Regions from separate parts of the Homo sapiens genome. Here all the other regions are linked to region 1. The links are chromatin contacts, found by Hi-C or POLR2A ChIA-PET in ENCODE. All regions are on one chromosome and are shown on one strand. The core of a region is the stretch at or near the end of the contact, and the rest is flanking DNA. Distances in the headings are between cores, read along the strand shown. Region 1 holds the start of ZNF136 (zinc finger protein 136). Region 2 holds the start of RNASEH2A (ribonuclease H2 subunit A). Region 3 holds the start of TNPO2 (transportin 2). Region 4 holds the start of DHPS (deoxyhypusine synthase).

Region 1 (3,345 bases), core at 472-2,971:
TGCTGTATCACTTGAATGTCTCTATGTGCCCGTTCATTTAAAAGGACCCACATTTATCAGACGAAAATTATTTTTTTGAGGCCGGGTACAGTTACGCCTGTAATCCCAGCACTCTGGGAGGCCAAGGCAGGCGGATCGCGAGGTCAGGAGATCAAGACCATCCTGGCTAACAAGGTGAAACTCCGTCTCTACTAAAAACACAAAAAATTAGCCGGGCGTGGTGGCATGCGCCTGTAGTCCCAGGTACTGGGGAGGCTGAGGCAGGAGAATCGCTTGAATCCGGGAGGCAGAGGTTGCAGTGAGCCGACATCACGCCACTGCACTCCAGCTTGGGCGACAGAGAGACTCCGTCTCAAAAAAAAAAAAAAAAAAAAAAAGTTATCTGGGAGTGGTGGCGCAAAACTGTGGTCCCAACTACAGGGGAGGCTGAGGCAGGAGAATCGCTTGAACCCAGAAGATGGAGGTTGCAGTGAGCCGAGATCACGTCACTGCACTCCAGCCTAGGCGACAGAGCGAGACTCTTTCAAAACACACAAAAAATTTTCTTTTCTCAATCCTCAATACCAGCATCTGATTGGCTGACCACCAGTGTGTCTCCAAAGGATGGAAACTGGGGTTGGGGGAGGAAAAGCTGAGTGCCCCCAGAGGTTGGCTATTTAGAAGCAGGGTATGCTAGATTTATCCTAGTCCCAGGGCATTCTCCCAGCCTTCTATTTCAACTGTCCTCTAGGAAGACTCACCCAAGACCCAATATTCACTAGATCCTCCAAGAGACTTGGCAGCTGTGGGCAGCTTGAGTCAGCCCCAGACAGTTTTGAAACCCAGAACCAGGAAAAAATAAATAGGAGGGGGCGCTGAAGGCATATCACCCTGTAAAGATTCCAAAGGGGAACCTCAACTCAAAGACATTCTGATGAGGTATCTGTGCATAGAGGAGACAAAAGGACAAGCACAAAGGTTTCTTACAGCGGAGTGTCAAGGCTATGAACAGAAAACAAACCTTGATGAAAGAGTAATCCATTGCTTTGTTGAAAAATAAACAATGAAAGCACAATATCTGAAATGTAGAATATAGGAGAAACGGTTGCTAATGTCGTGAATGGAAGGGGAGAGGTTGGCGTTTGGAAAAGCGAAAAGAGAACAGGAAATTTGGGGATTTACTGCAAGCCCTGGAAACAGCAGGCTGGGGGACAGAGTGAGGATTTGGGACCCTGCATCCCATACACTTAGAAAACTCAGGGAAAAACGGGTGTCCTCTGTGGAGAGAAAAGGAACTGGGAACCTCATACACCACAGCTCCTTCCACGCACAAGTCAGGATTTCCCCCACCCCATGACCCTCGCGTGGGCCCCGCACAATCTGAAGAGACTTGGGTCTTCGGGGCCGGGGCCGCAATCGCGGCACAGGGCGGGACGAGGACGCCCGGGGTCCCGGCTGCCGGCCCAGCCCCACCCTGAGGCCGAGGGTACCAAGGGCTGAGCTGCGCCAGAGGGACTCGGTACGCAGACCCAGAGTCGCCCACGGGAAGGCCCGGGCCGCGCCACAGCCAGTTCCGGTCGTCCAACCAGCCCCTCCTCCCTGTCTCGGGACGCAGGGCCCGACACACTCACCATTTCCTGACTCCCGGGTGTCCCAGCTTCCTCCCTCCGGATCCCAAGGCAGGTACAGGAAACCGCGCCACAGAGACTCCAGGCGAGCCACTCTGGGCCTCTGGGACTAGCGAAGCGAAACCAAGTACGGCAGACGCGAGAAATGAAAATCCCGCGAGAAGGTTGAACGTCTGCAGCTGCGTCCCCGACGGCGCGCCTGATTGGACCGATCGCAGAGCTCCTCCCCGGTGCCCCTGATTGGGTACAGCTTCGGGCTCTGCCCCCTGCATCTTGACAGATGTGAATGACAGGAGATGTGAAGCATAGATGAGTGAAGCGGGAATGAGGGGTCTTGGCCCCAGCCCTCAAACGCAGGGTGGACTTCTTCCCCTCGTCCCCTTCACTGTACTTGGTCTGCGGGGGATGGGGAGATGGGAGATACTTGCATTTTAGCAGAACTTAATCCGGGTTTACCAAAGGAGATACTTCCTGTACTCAGTGGGTCATTTCTTCATCTACCTCTTGCATGAGGAGTCACAGGTGTGCGCAGGGAGTTCCAGGCAGGACTGGAACAGAAGAAAGGGCGTGATATTCCCAGGGATCGGAAATTTGGGATGAGGATATGGGAAGCGTGCCCAAGGCTTTCTCATACCATACCTCTTTATCTCTCTCTATTTTTTACTTTATTTACTTATTTATTACTTTATTTACTTATTTATTACTTTATTTATTTATTTGAGACAGGGTCTAGCTCTGCCACCCAGGTTAGAGTGCAATGGCATGATCATAGCTCACTGCAGCCTCCATCTCCTGGGTTCAAGCGAACCTTCCGCTTCAGTCCCCTGAGTAGTAGAGACTACAGGTACATGCCACCAAGCCCGGCAAATTCTTTAATTTTTTGTAGAGACGGGATTTCGTTTGTTGTCCAGGCTGGTCTTGAACTCCTAGCCTCAAGTGAACCTCCCACTTTCGCCTCCCAAATCAATCTACTCATTTTCACCCAAGAAAATAAAAAACTGCCAACAAGTGAATAAAATTATTAAATACATGGAAAAACAAGTTCTATTTCCGTAATCTGTAAAGAAATCAAAAGGGAAGTAAAGCGAAAATTTGAACTAGCTCAGATAAGCAGGGCACTTCAGAACATTTAAAAAGGAAAAGATGAATTCAGAAGGTAGAACATATTCCCAAGCTTAAGAGTCAGTGACTGCTGAAGTGGAGCCACAGAGTACATTAGACCCTGATGATGAGGCAGGAAACCTAAGGATTTAACTCTGGGAGCTCAACATGCCCTCCTGTCACAGCATCACAATGTGGGAACGCTCCCTCCTTCAATACCTTAATAATTTACACCAGCAGAAAACTCTCACCTGTGGTCAATTTAGGCCCCTTGAAATTCCAACCTCTCTAGCTCATAAACCATTTCTCTGGAACGCTACCTAAATGAGTCTCTAAATATGATCTTTACATATTTTCTTCATATATACAAATTACAGCCTGACTGCAGCAACTCTATACATAGAAAAATCAAGGCCGGGCACAGTGGTTCATGCCTGTAATCCCCAACACTTTGAGAGGCCGAGGCGGGCGGATCACTTGAGGTCAGGAGTTCAAAACCAGCCTGGCCAAGATGGCGAAACCCCGTCTCTACTAAAATTACAAAAATTAGCCGGGCGCCTATAATCCCAGCTTCTGGGGAGGCTGAGGCACAAGAATCGCTTGAACCCGGGAGGTAGAGGTTCCAGTGAGCCGAGAT
Region 2 (3,345 bases), core at 264-2,763, 640 kb before region 1:
GTATTTTCAGTAGAGATGAGGTTTCACCATGTTGGCCAGGATGGTCTTCAACTCCTGACCTCAGGTGATCTGCCTGCCTCAGCCTCCTGAAACGCTGGGATTACAGCCGTGAGCCACTGCGCCTGGTCTCCCATTTTTAGTTTATTTTTTATTTTTTATTTTTTTGAGACAGGGTCTTGCTCTGTTGCCCGGGTTGGAGTGCAATGGCACAATCTTGGCTCACTGCAACTTCTGCCTCCTGGGTTCAAGCGATTCTCCTGTCTCAGCCTCCTGAGTAGCTAGGATTACAGGCGCCTGCCACCACGTCCAGCTAATTTTTGTATTTTTAGTAGAGACGGGGTTTCACCATGTTGGTCAGGCTGGTCTCGAACTCTTGACCTCCGGTGATCTACCCGCCGCGGCTTCCCAAAGTGCTGCGATTATAGGCGTGAGCCACTGCGCCCTGCCTCCATTTTTGAGTTGGGGGGCTTCCTTTGTCACCCAGGATGGAGTGCTGTGGCATGATCATGGCTCACTGCAGTCTCGAACTCCTGTTTTGTCCCCATTTTATCCTGAGATGACCAAATGGGGACAACTTACAGTTAACTCACCTGGGTGACGTTCACGCCCTGGTCCAATGCATACTGTATAAGCCCAGTGGCTGTATCATGTGACAGGGAGTTCAGGTTGTATTTGACCCTGTGGTGGGGAACAGAGCCCAGTTAATCTCATTCTAGGAACAAAGCTTGGTCAGCCCATGCTGGCTGCCCCTCCCGGGGACCCCTCACCGCCCAAGCATGCTGGTAGAGATGAGGTTTGGAGACAGCACATCCAGCGCCCAGCCGACAAAGTCCGTGTCCTCCATTTTCGCAAACAGCCTTTCCCGCTCGCTCTCCAATAGGGTCTTTGAGTCTGGGAGGAGGTTTGGAAGAGAAGGGGAACAGCTGGTTCTCCCAGTTCCTGCCCTCCCCTTTCAGTTCTCACCTGCCCCTGCACATACCCAGGAATCCCTTCCCCAGACGCACACCTCGGGCTCACCTGCCACTTTCAGCGCCTCCAGATCTGCCAGGCGAGGCAGGGGACAATAACAGATGGCGTAGACCATGGGGCCTGGGGAGAAGGGGTGTCAGTTTTCTGGCAGCCGGGGTCCAATCACTGAGCCCGTGAAAGTTGCCATTCATCCCTGTTCTATCATCACTGCTTCTTTAGGTGCCATCACCACGACCACATCCCCTCCCTTGGTGCAGTGCAATCCCGACTCCCGTTTCCCGCATCCTCCGTACCACGCCCCTCCCCTCCCTGGCCCTAGGGGCGCACCCAGCACGGGGCCCCTGCCCGCCTCATCGACGCCCAGGACGCAAGGCTCCTTGCGGCACACCGCGGGCACAGGCGAACTCAGGCGACAGCGGCCTGTATTGTCTCTCTCCAGCTCGCTGAGATCCATGCCGCCTCAGCCGCCACCACCAGCTGCAAGAACTAATACTGCAGGAGCGGGTCTCGGCGCGCGTTTTCCGCGGGCCTCGAAGCGGCGCCTGCTTCCGGCCAATCCGCGGGCAGAACACGCCCCTGGCGCTCCCGCCGCCGTGGACGCTTACGCAGCCGACGCCGACGTCGCTGCCGTGCGCCCTCCTGGGAATTGTAGTCCCGAAGGGCTATGGCCGAACACTCAGCTTGGGGAATTCGGTGGACGGGGTCACTTTGCAAGCTCTGCTTCACGGTCTCTGGGGCCCCGCCTGCGTGGCCCGGTGGGAAGAGGGGGAAATAAGAGGGAAACTGAGACGTAGCTTCGAAGACCCAGCCTAACGGGGAACTAGAGAGTCAAATATCACCCCACTCCCAGGACACGGGTCACCGCATCACTGGGTCCCCAACTGCCACTTGGATTCAGGCCCTGTACTTGCGGTCCCTGCTTCTGTACACATTCTAAGTCCCCTGGACCAGGTAGCCCCGCTTCCACTAAACCCAGGCTTTTGGATTTGGAGTCCCCAAACTCCCTCTCTTGGTTGCTCCCTTCGGCCCACCTCCACTCCGTGCAAGATCTGTGCTTCCTAACCTCTGTCTCATTCAGGCCAAGCCTTCCCCACCCCCGTTGGAGATCACAGACCTCGGTGGACTCCTGCTCAGGGTCTCTGCTCCCTATAGAAGCTCATTCCTCCCAACTTAGAATGAATGTCCCCACCCCCACCCCTCGACCCACTTTTTTTTTTTCTTTTTTTTTTTTTTGAGACAGAGTCTCGCTCTTGTCGCCCAGGCTGGAGTGCAATGGCGCCATCTCCGCTCACTGCAAGCTCCGCGTCCCGGGTTCACGCCATTCTCCTGCCTCAGTCTCCCGAATAGCTGGGACTACAGGCGCCCGCCACCACACCCGGCTAATTTTTTGTACTTTTTAGTAGAGATGGGGTTTCACCGTGTTAGCCAGGTTGGTCTCGATTTCCTGACCTTGTGATCCGCCCGCCTCGGCCTCCCAAAGTGTTGGGATTGCAGGCGTGAGCCACCGCACCCGGCCTTCTTTTTTTTTTAGACAGGGTCTCTCTCTGTTGTCCAGGCTGGAGTGCAGTGGCGCGATCTTGGCTCACTGCAACCTCCACCTCCTGGGCTGACGCGATCCTCCCACCTCAGTCTCCCAAGCAGCTGGACTACAGGTGCACACCACACCACCATGCCCGACTATTTTTGGTATTTTTTGTAGAGACGGGGTCTCATTATGTTGCCCAGGCTGGCTTCAAACTCCTGGGCTCAAGCGATCCGGTCGCCTCAGCCTCCCAAAGTGTTGGGATTACAAGCCTGAGCCAGCCACAGTGCCTGGCATCCACCACTTCTATTCCCTGGGCTCACTGGGGCTCATGTCCTCTGCCTGTGGGTTCCCGCCCCTTACCAGGCTCATGCCCCTTCCTCAGGGTCCTAGTTCATTGTCTCTTTATCTCCTTTTACTCCTCTTCGCCTCCCCCTCCACTTTTTTTTTTTTTTTTTTTTTTTTTTTTTTTTTGAGACAGGATGTTACTCTGTTGCCCAGGCTGGATAGCAGTGTAGCGATCTCGGCTTATTGTAACCTTTGCCTCCCAGGCTCAAGCGATCCTTCCTCCCCATCGTACCGAGTAGCTGGGACCACAGGCATGTGCCGCCACGCTCATCTAACTTAAATGTTTTTGTTTGTTTGTTTGTTTGGTTGGTTTTTTTTGAGACAGAGTCTCGCTCTGTCGCCCAGGCTGGAGTGCAGTGGCGCGATCTCGGCTCACTGCAGGCTCCGCCTCCCGGGTTCATGCCATTCTCCTGCCTCAGCCTCCCGAGTAGCTGGGACTACAGGCGCCCGCCACCGCGCCCAGCTAATTTTTTATATTTTTAGTAGAGACGGGGTTTCACCGTTTT
Region 3 (3,345 bases), core at 274-2,773, 560 kb before region 1:
CTCAAAATAAAAAAAAAAAAAAAAAAGGAAAAAAGGCCAGGCACGGTGGCTCACACCTGTAATCCCAGCACTTTTTGGGAGGCCAAGGCGGGCAGATCACAAGGTCAGGAGTTCAAGATCAGCCTCGCCAATATGGTGAAACCCTGTTTCTACTAAAAATACAAAAATTAGCTGGGTGTGGTGGCGGGTGCCTGTAGTCCCAGGTACTCGGGAGGCTGAGGCAGAATAGCTTGAATCCCGGAGGCGGAGGTTGCAATGAGCTGAGATCCCACCATTGCACTCCAGCCTGGGCGACAGGGCAAGACAGTGTCTCAAAAAAAAAAAAAAAAAAAAAAAAAAAAAAAAAAAAAGAAAGAAAGAAAGAAATAGGAAAACTGGGCCGGGCACAGTAATCCCAGCACTTTGGGAGGTCGAGGCAGGTGGATCACCTGAGGTCAGGAGTTCAAGACCAGCCTGGCCAACATGGCAAAACCCCATCTCTATTAAAAATGCAAAAAATTAGCCTGGCGTGGTGGCAGGCGCCTGTAATTCCAGCTACTCGGAAGGCTGAGGCAGGAGAATCGCTTGAATCCGGGGGCGGAGGTTGCAGTGAGCCGAGATTGAGCCATTGCACTTCAGCCGGGACAATGAGAGCAAGACACCATCTCAAAAAACAAAAAAACAAAAAAAGCCAGGCGCGGTGGCTCACGCCTGTAATCCCAACACTTTGGGAGGCCAAGGCAGGCAGATCATGAGGTCAAGAAATCAAGACCATCCTGGTCAACATTGTGAAACCCCATCTCTATTAAAAAAAATTAGCCGGGCGTGGTGGCGCATGCCTGTAATCCCAGCTACTCGGGAGGCTGAGGCAGGAGAATCGCTTGAACCCGGGAGGCGGAGGTTACAATGAGCTGAGATCGCGCCACTGCACTTCAGCCTTGTAACAGAGCGAGACTCCGTCTCAAAAACAAAACAAAACAAAACAAAGAAATAGAAAAACAAAAACAACAAAACAACAAAAACCCAAAACCTTGTCCTGATTCAACACTCAAATTCACCAGCTGGAGAGGAAGAAAAAATTCCGTGACCACACAAGGGCCAACAATGTGGACCACACATGCAGCAGGGGCTACTTTGTTCTGCCCCAAGGCTTGCGGAGGGCCGCTGAAAATTTGCCATATTATATGAAGGGGGTGAACCTTAACAAATTGTCTCCTGCATCCCAAACTCGCTCCCCATCTGATCTTTATCTGGGGCAGCCCCCAAATTTGACCAGAAAGCTCTTATCGTTCACACTCGCTCCAGGAACCCCCAAATCCAGCCCCAGCTCCCCAGTCTCACTCTTCTGCTCCCCATGCACCTCGGTTGGTCTAGAGACCCTCCTGCCAATTTGAGTCTCAGCCAAAACCCCAAAGCGCGGCGACCCTGGCGCATGGCAGGACGGGATTTGTAGTTCCAGGGCTTATCGGAGGGTGGGGGAGAGGGAGGCCTTTACGCATGCCTTGGTGGCGGCTTTCTGCACGTGTTTCTCAGCCCAGGTTTCAGTCCAGCGGAACTGGCTACCTCGGAATCCCAACTGCTCCTTTAGGGTGTCTTCCGCGATTCTCCGAGTGGAGTTAGGCGCCTGCCGACACTTCCCTAACCTTGGAGGCCCGGGACTTGATTTTCATGAATGAACGGAGCCGGGACTGACTTTGCCTACGGCAAGTGGGTTGAGATAGCTGTTCCCCTCCTTCAGGCAGGGGCAAAAATTGACCTCTGCCTCTCTCGAGGGTCAAAAAGTTCCTCAGGGCAGGGTGGGTTGTTCTTTGGGATTAGAGCTGGTGAATTCATTAAATATCGGCTTAGGGAGGGGCTGAATACAGTAAAAGAACAGCCTTGAGCCTTGGAGGGTAAAGCCACGTTTTTAAGGAACAATTCAGAGCTGGCCAGGTCATGCTTAACTTGGATGATCTCTAATCGCGCGAACTGCTCTTATACCCATTTGACAAGTGGGGAAACTGAGGCTTCAAGTGGCAGGAGGTCTCCCACTTTGTTATCGGCAGGGCAGGGAGGGGAAACCAAGACGCTACAGGGTCTCCAGCTTTTTACCATCTGCTCCTCTCTCAAGAGAAGGAAAAACGGTGCCCTACTGTCTTCAGACGTCGCAAGGATCAAGAAGATTTCTTTCTTCATGACCCTGCCCTTGCCAGAATTTCCTGCGCTGTTCCACCTCATTCAACTTCAGGTAGGGAAAGGGATTAGGCGTGGTTCAAAGTTTATTTTATTAGTTCATTTCGTTTTATTCAAAAATTTATATCCTTGTGGCTTTTTCATCTCCTTGTAAAAACTATCAAACAGTACTGGAAAATAATGCAAAAAGTGGCAGAGGCTTCTGTAGGAACCCGGCTTGTCTCAGGCACTTACTTTGTCCTGCTTTCTTTCCTTTGTCTCTGGGGTATAAAGAGCACGCTCAGCTCTTTCCTTGCGCACACACAGCGTACTCCTCCCAAGTACCTCTGGATGGGGGAAGGGAGGCACATTTCAATTTTTAGTGGAGGAAGGTGACAAGGAGGGTGCTGGCTCTGGCCGAGGGGTTCCTGGATCCATCACACACAAAGTCCCCACGCGCTACCAAACTCCTGGCTCCAGCTAAAGAGCTTGCGGTCAGGTCAGTGAAAGATGCTGGGAAAACGAGACACTGGGAGGACCGGCTGGCTAGAGAGGCCAAAGAAACGGCAACTCTTTGGTCACGTGACCGGACCTTGTCTCAGCCCGGGTTTCCCAAGTGCCAGGGCACGTGTGAAGGTTGAACCTTCCGATTGGCTCGGCGGGACCAGTTTGAACGGAGTACGGGAGCCGCGGCGGCTCACCTACGGCCGCGTTTTTCTTTTTTTTTTTTCTTTCTTTCTTTTTTTTTTTTTTTTTTTTTTTTAATTCTCTCTCTTTGGCTCCCTCCTTCCGCGCGAGTCTCTGGAGAAGCCGCAGCGCGAGTTGCCGCCGCTGCTGCCCGGGGCCGGGTAAGTGGGCCTCACTCAGAGCCCGACCCTCTTGGCCCCGGCTTGCGTCGACCCCCGCCGGGCACCGAGCCTGCGCCGCGCGCGGCCCGGGCGTCGGGGCCGCGCCCGACCGGGAAAGGCCGGGAAGCCGGTTGGGCCCGATCCTCCTGGCAGCTAGAACGGGCCGGGCGGGGGAGGGGGGAACCGAGCAGAGCTTAGGGGGTGGGGCCTCGGAGCCAGGCCATGTCGGGGCTCCTCAAGAAGAGGGCCAGTGGGACTGCTGGGGTCGGGCTGGAGGGGATCTGATTGGGGGAAGCGTCTGGGGACTGCTTGGGGCCTGATTGGGGGACGTCGCGAGGATCGGGTGTGTGTAGGGGCCTGTTTCGGT
Region 4 (3,345 bases), core at 527-3,026, 520 kb before region 1:
GCAGTGAGCCGAGATTGCGCCACTGCACTCCAGCCTGGGCGACAGAGCGAGACTCTGTCTCAAAAAAAAAAAAAAAAAAAAAAGTGACCCTCATAAAAAAATTAGCTGGGCACGATGGTGCACACTAGTCGGAATGCTGGGGTGGGAGGATGACCTGAGTCCGGGAGTCAGAGGTTGCAGTGGGCCGAGATCGCGTCACAGCACTCCAGCCTGGCGACAGAGTGAGACCCTATCAAAAAATAGCAGCAGGCCAGGCGCGGTGGCTCATGCCTGTAATCCCAGCACTTTGGGAGGCTGAGGCGGGCGGATCACGAGGTCAGGAGATCGAGACTACCCTGGCTAACACGGTGAAACCCCGTCTCTACTAAAAATACAAAATATTAGCCGGGCGTGGTGGCCGGCGCCTGTAGTCCCAGTTACTGGGGAGGCTGAGGCAGAAGAATGGCGTGAACCTGGGAGGCGGAGGTTGCAGTGAGCCGAGATCGTGCCACTGCACTCCAGCCTGGGAGACAGCGCAAGACTCTAGCTCAAACAAACAAACAAACAAAACAGCAACAACAACAACAAAACCATCCTCCCCTCCCGAGGGGACAGAACAGAAACGAATGGGCGAGTGCCGGGCCAAGCAGTGGGTCTCCAGCAGGTGGCATTAAAATAGGAATTTTGGCTGGGGACGGTGGCTCACACCTGTAATCTCAGCACTTTGGAAAGCCCAGGCGGGCGGTCACCTGAGGGCAGAACCAGCCTCGCCAACATGGTGAAATGCCATCTCTACTAAAAATAAAAAATTAGCCAGGCCTGGTGGTGGGTGTCTGTAATCCCAGCAACTCGGGAGGCTGAGGCAGGAGAATCGCTTGAACCAGGGGGGCAGAGGTTGCAATGAGTCAAGATTGCACCACCGCACTCCAGCCTGCGTAACAAGAGCGTGTAACTCTTGTCTCAAAAATAAATTAAATAAATAAATAATAAAAATAAAAAAGAATCTTCATTCATGGGAAGTCGAGAACACATGAAAACAAGTAAAGGCCGAAGCGCAGTGGCTCACGCCTGTAATCCCAGCACTTTGGGAGGCTGAGGCGGGCGGATAACCTGAGGTCGGAAGTTCGAGACCAGCCTGACCAACAGGGAGAAACCCCGCCTCTACTAAAAATACAAAATTAGCCGGGCATGGCGGTGCATGCCAGTAGTCCCAGCTACTCGGGAGGCTGAGGCAGGAGAATCGCTTGAACCCGGAATGTGGAGGTTGTGGTGAGCTGAGATCGGGCAATTGCACTCCAGCCTGGGCAACAAGAGCGAAACCCTGTATCAAAAAAAAAAAAAAGAAAAAAAAAGGAAGAAAAGGCCTAAAGGCGCCGGGCGCGGTGGGTCACGCCTGTAATCCCAGCACTTTGGGAGGCCGAGGCGGGCGAATCACGAGGTCAGGAGATCGAGACCAGGTGAAACCCCGTCTCTACTAAAAATACAAAAAAATTAGCCGGGCGTGGTGGTGGGCGCCTGTAGTCCCAGCTACTCGGGAGGCTGAGGCAGGAGAACAGCGTGAACCCGGAAAGCGGAGCTGGCAGTGAGCTGAGATCGCGCCACTGCACTCCAGCCTGGGTGACAGAGCGAGACTCCGTCTCAAAAAAAAAAAAAAAAAAAAAAAGAAAGAAAGGGCCTAAAGGCTCCTCGCGGCTTCCGTATTACGGAACACACGCACAAAAATGGCGGCGACCTGGTTTACAGGGGCTAAAAATGGTCACGTGATAAACCAACTTCCGGTCTTTCGCCCAAAGCACGTTCCCTACTTCCTGTGCTCTTGCGGAGACGCGCGCGTCGGGGTTTAACGCGTTTCTGGGCCGCCGTAAGCCCGGCCTAGGGGCAGCTTTGACTCGAGAGCCGGCTATAGGCGCATGGAAGGTTCCCTGGAACGGGAGGCGCCAGCGGGGGCGCTGGCCGCCGTGCTAAAGCACAGCTCGACGTTGCCGCCCGAAAGCACCCAGGTCCGGGGCTACGACTTCAACCGCGGTGTGAATTACCGCGCACTGCTGGAGGCCTTCGGCACCACCGGCTTCCAAGCAACCAACTTCGGGCGCGCTGTACAGCAAGTCAATGCCATGGTGAGGACCGGGCGGAATTTCTAGGGACGCGGAGGGGCGTGGCTTGTAGAACCAACGCGGTACTAGACGGGGGCAGCGTTTCCAGTGGAGGGGATATGTCTTTTATTTGAGTTGCCCAATAGTTGGAGGAAGGCGGGACCTATTCTGGGCGGGAGTTTCTGTCCTGGGAAGGGGATTTTGCACTCTGGTAGTTACATGCTGGTACGGTAACCTGAGGAGGCGAGGACTGATTCTTGGTGTGGGGGCGGGTTCTAGGTACATTTAAAGCTTTCTGGAATGGGCGGAGCCTGGGGCAAGACAAATTAAGGGAGGATATGGGAGGAGGAGCCTAAGTCTGGGCGGTTCTTGAATTTAGATTTGCTTTTCCCAGCGGGGAAGGGACCGGATCTGAAAGGAGATGCTCTCTGATTCCTAAAAGGGTGGGGGCTGGCTGGGCGCGGTGGCGCATGCCTATAATCCCAGCATTTTGGGAAGCCGAGGCGGGTGGATCAAGAGAAGAGGAGTTCGAGACAAGCCTGGCCAACATGGTGAAACCCTGTCTCTACTAAAATGCAAAAAATTAGCCGGGCATGGTGTTGCGCGCCTGTAGTCCCAGCTACTCGGGAGGCTGAGGCAGGAGAATCGCTTGAACCCGCGAGGTGGAGGTTGCAGTGAGCTGAGATTGCGCCACTGCACTCCAGCCTGGTGACAGAGCGATACTCTGTCTCAAAAAAAAAAAAAAAAAAAGGCCGGGCACGGTGGCTCATGCCTGTAATCTCAGCATTTTGGGAGGCCGAGGCGGGCGGATCACCTGAGGTCGGGAGTTCGAGACCAGCCTGACCAACATGGAGAAACCCCGTCTCTACTAAAATGCAAAAAATTAGCCGGGCATGGTGGTGCGCGCCTGTAGTCCCAGCTACTCGGGAGGCTGAGGCAGGAGAATCGCTTGAACCCGGGAGGTGGAGCTTGCAGTGAGCCGAGATCGCGCCATTGCACTCTAGCCTGGGTAACAAGAGTGAAACTCCGTCCAAAAAAAAAAAAAAAAGGGTGGGGGCAAATCCTGAACGTGTGTCTTGAGATCTGGTCTGGGAAGGGGCAGAGTTTACACAGGAGATGTTCCTTGGTCCCCTGTAGAACTGGTCCTGTATCCCTGAATGTGCAGGGCCTGGGGTGAAATCTGTTTCTGGAGCCCACCTGGAGTCCTGAGTCTGGGATTTAAGGCCAGTGCTTAACTTGACTTGGCCCTTACTCACAGATCGAGAAGAAGCTG

What was found. Hi-C counts contacts between places; a loop is a spot of excess contacts on that map. ChIA-PET counts read pairs that join two places held with the same protein, here RNA polymerase II (POLR2A). Pooled maps may share reads with other maps.
Region 2: a pooled map shows a loop between it and region 1 (5-fold over the local background). The contact joins the promoter of RNASEH2A here to the promoter of ZNF136 in region 1. A Hi-C loop is called at or near these places in 1 of 168 maps with a recorded cell type or tissue (GM11168), 3 of 37 single-sample maps with no recorded cell type and 4 of 50 pooled maps.
Region 3: a loop to region 1 is called in a map of CD8-positive, alpha-beta T cell, with 8 times the contacts of the local background. The contact joins the promoter of TNPO2 here to the promoter of ZNF136 in region 1. A Hi-C loop is called at or near these places in 1 of 168 maps with a recorded cell type or tissue (CD8-positive, alpha-beta T cell) and 6 of 50 pooled maps. POLR2A ChIA-PET finds 5 or more read pairs at or near these places in 3 of 52 experiments (H1, activated CD8-positive, alpha-beta memory T cell and activated naive CD8-positive, alpha-beta T cell).
Region 4: a map with no recorded cell type shows a loop between it and region 1 (7-fold over the local background). The contact joins the promoter of DHPS here to the promoter of ZNF136 in region 1. A Hi-C loop is called at or near these places in 1 of 168 maps with a recorded cell type or tissue (transverse colon), 1 of 37 single-sample maps with no recorded cell type and 7 of 50 pooled maps. POLR2A ChIA-PET finds 5 or more read pairs at or near these places in 3 of 52 experiments (B cell, HEK293 and activated CD4-positive, alpha-beta T cell).

The regions. Positions count from the first base shown.
Region 1 is chr19:12,161,472-12,164,816 of GRCh38, reverse strand. It overlaps ZNF136 (zinc finger protein 136), which reads right to left and starts at 1,721. Exons shown (of 4, transcript NM_003437.5): 1 at 1,611-1,721. The coding sequence starts at 1,613. RefSeq lists enhancers at 1,621-1,780, 1,791-1,880.
Region 2 is chr19:12,804,752-12,808,096 of GRCh38, reverse strand. RNASEH2A (ribonuclease H2 subunit A) reads right to left here and starts at 1,513. Exons shown (of 8, transcript NM_006397.3): 1 at 1,297-1,513; 2 at 1,018-1,089; 3 at 768-891; 4 at 591-678. The coding sequence starts at 1,423. RefSeq lists enhancers at 1,410-1,459, 1,660-1,789 and a cis regulatory region at 1,234-2,266.
Region 3 is chr19:12,722,110-12,725,454 of GRCh38, reverse strand. It overlaps TNPO2 (transportin 2), which reads left to right and starts at 1,523. Exons shown (of 26, transcript NM_001382241.1): 1 at 1,523-1,686; 2 at 2,090-2,206. RefSeq lists enhancers at 1,136-1,752, 1,753-2,371, 2,424-2,573, 2,372-2,989, 2,990-3,345 and a silencer at 3,074-3,163.
Region 4 is chr19:12,680,311-12,683,655 of GRCh38, reverse strand. DHPS (deoxyhypusine synthase) reads left to right here and starts at 1,776. Exons shown (of 9, transcript NM_001930.4): 1 at 1,776-2,096; 2 at 3,331-3,345. The coding sequence starts at 1,890. RefSeq lists enhancers at 33-555, 1,079-1,601, 1,667-1,961, 1,602-2,125 and cis regulatory regions at 1,485-2,019, 2,045-2,545.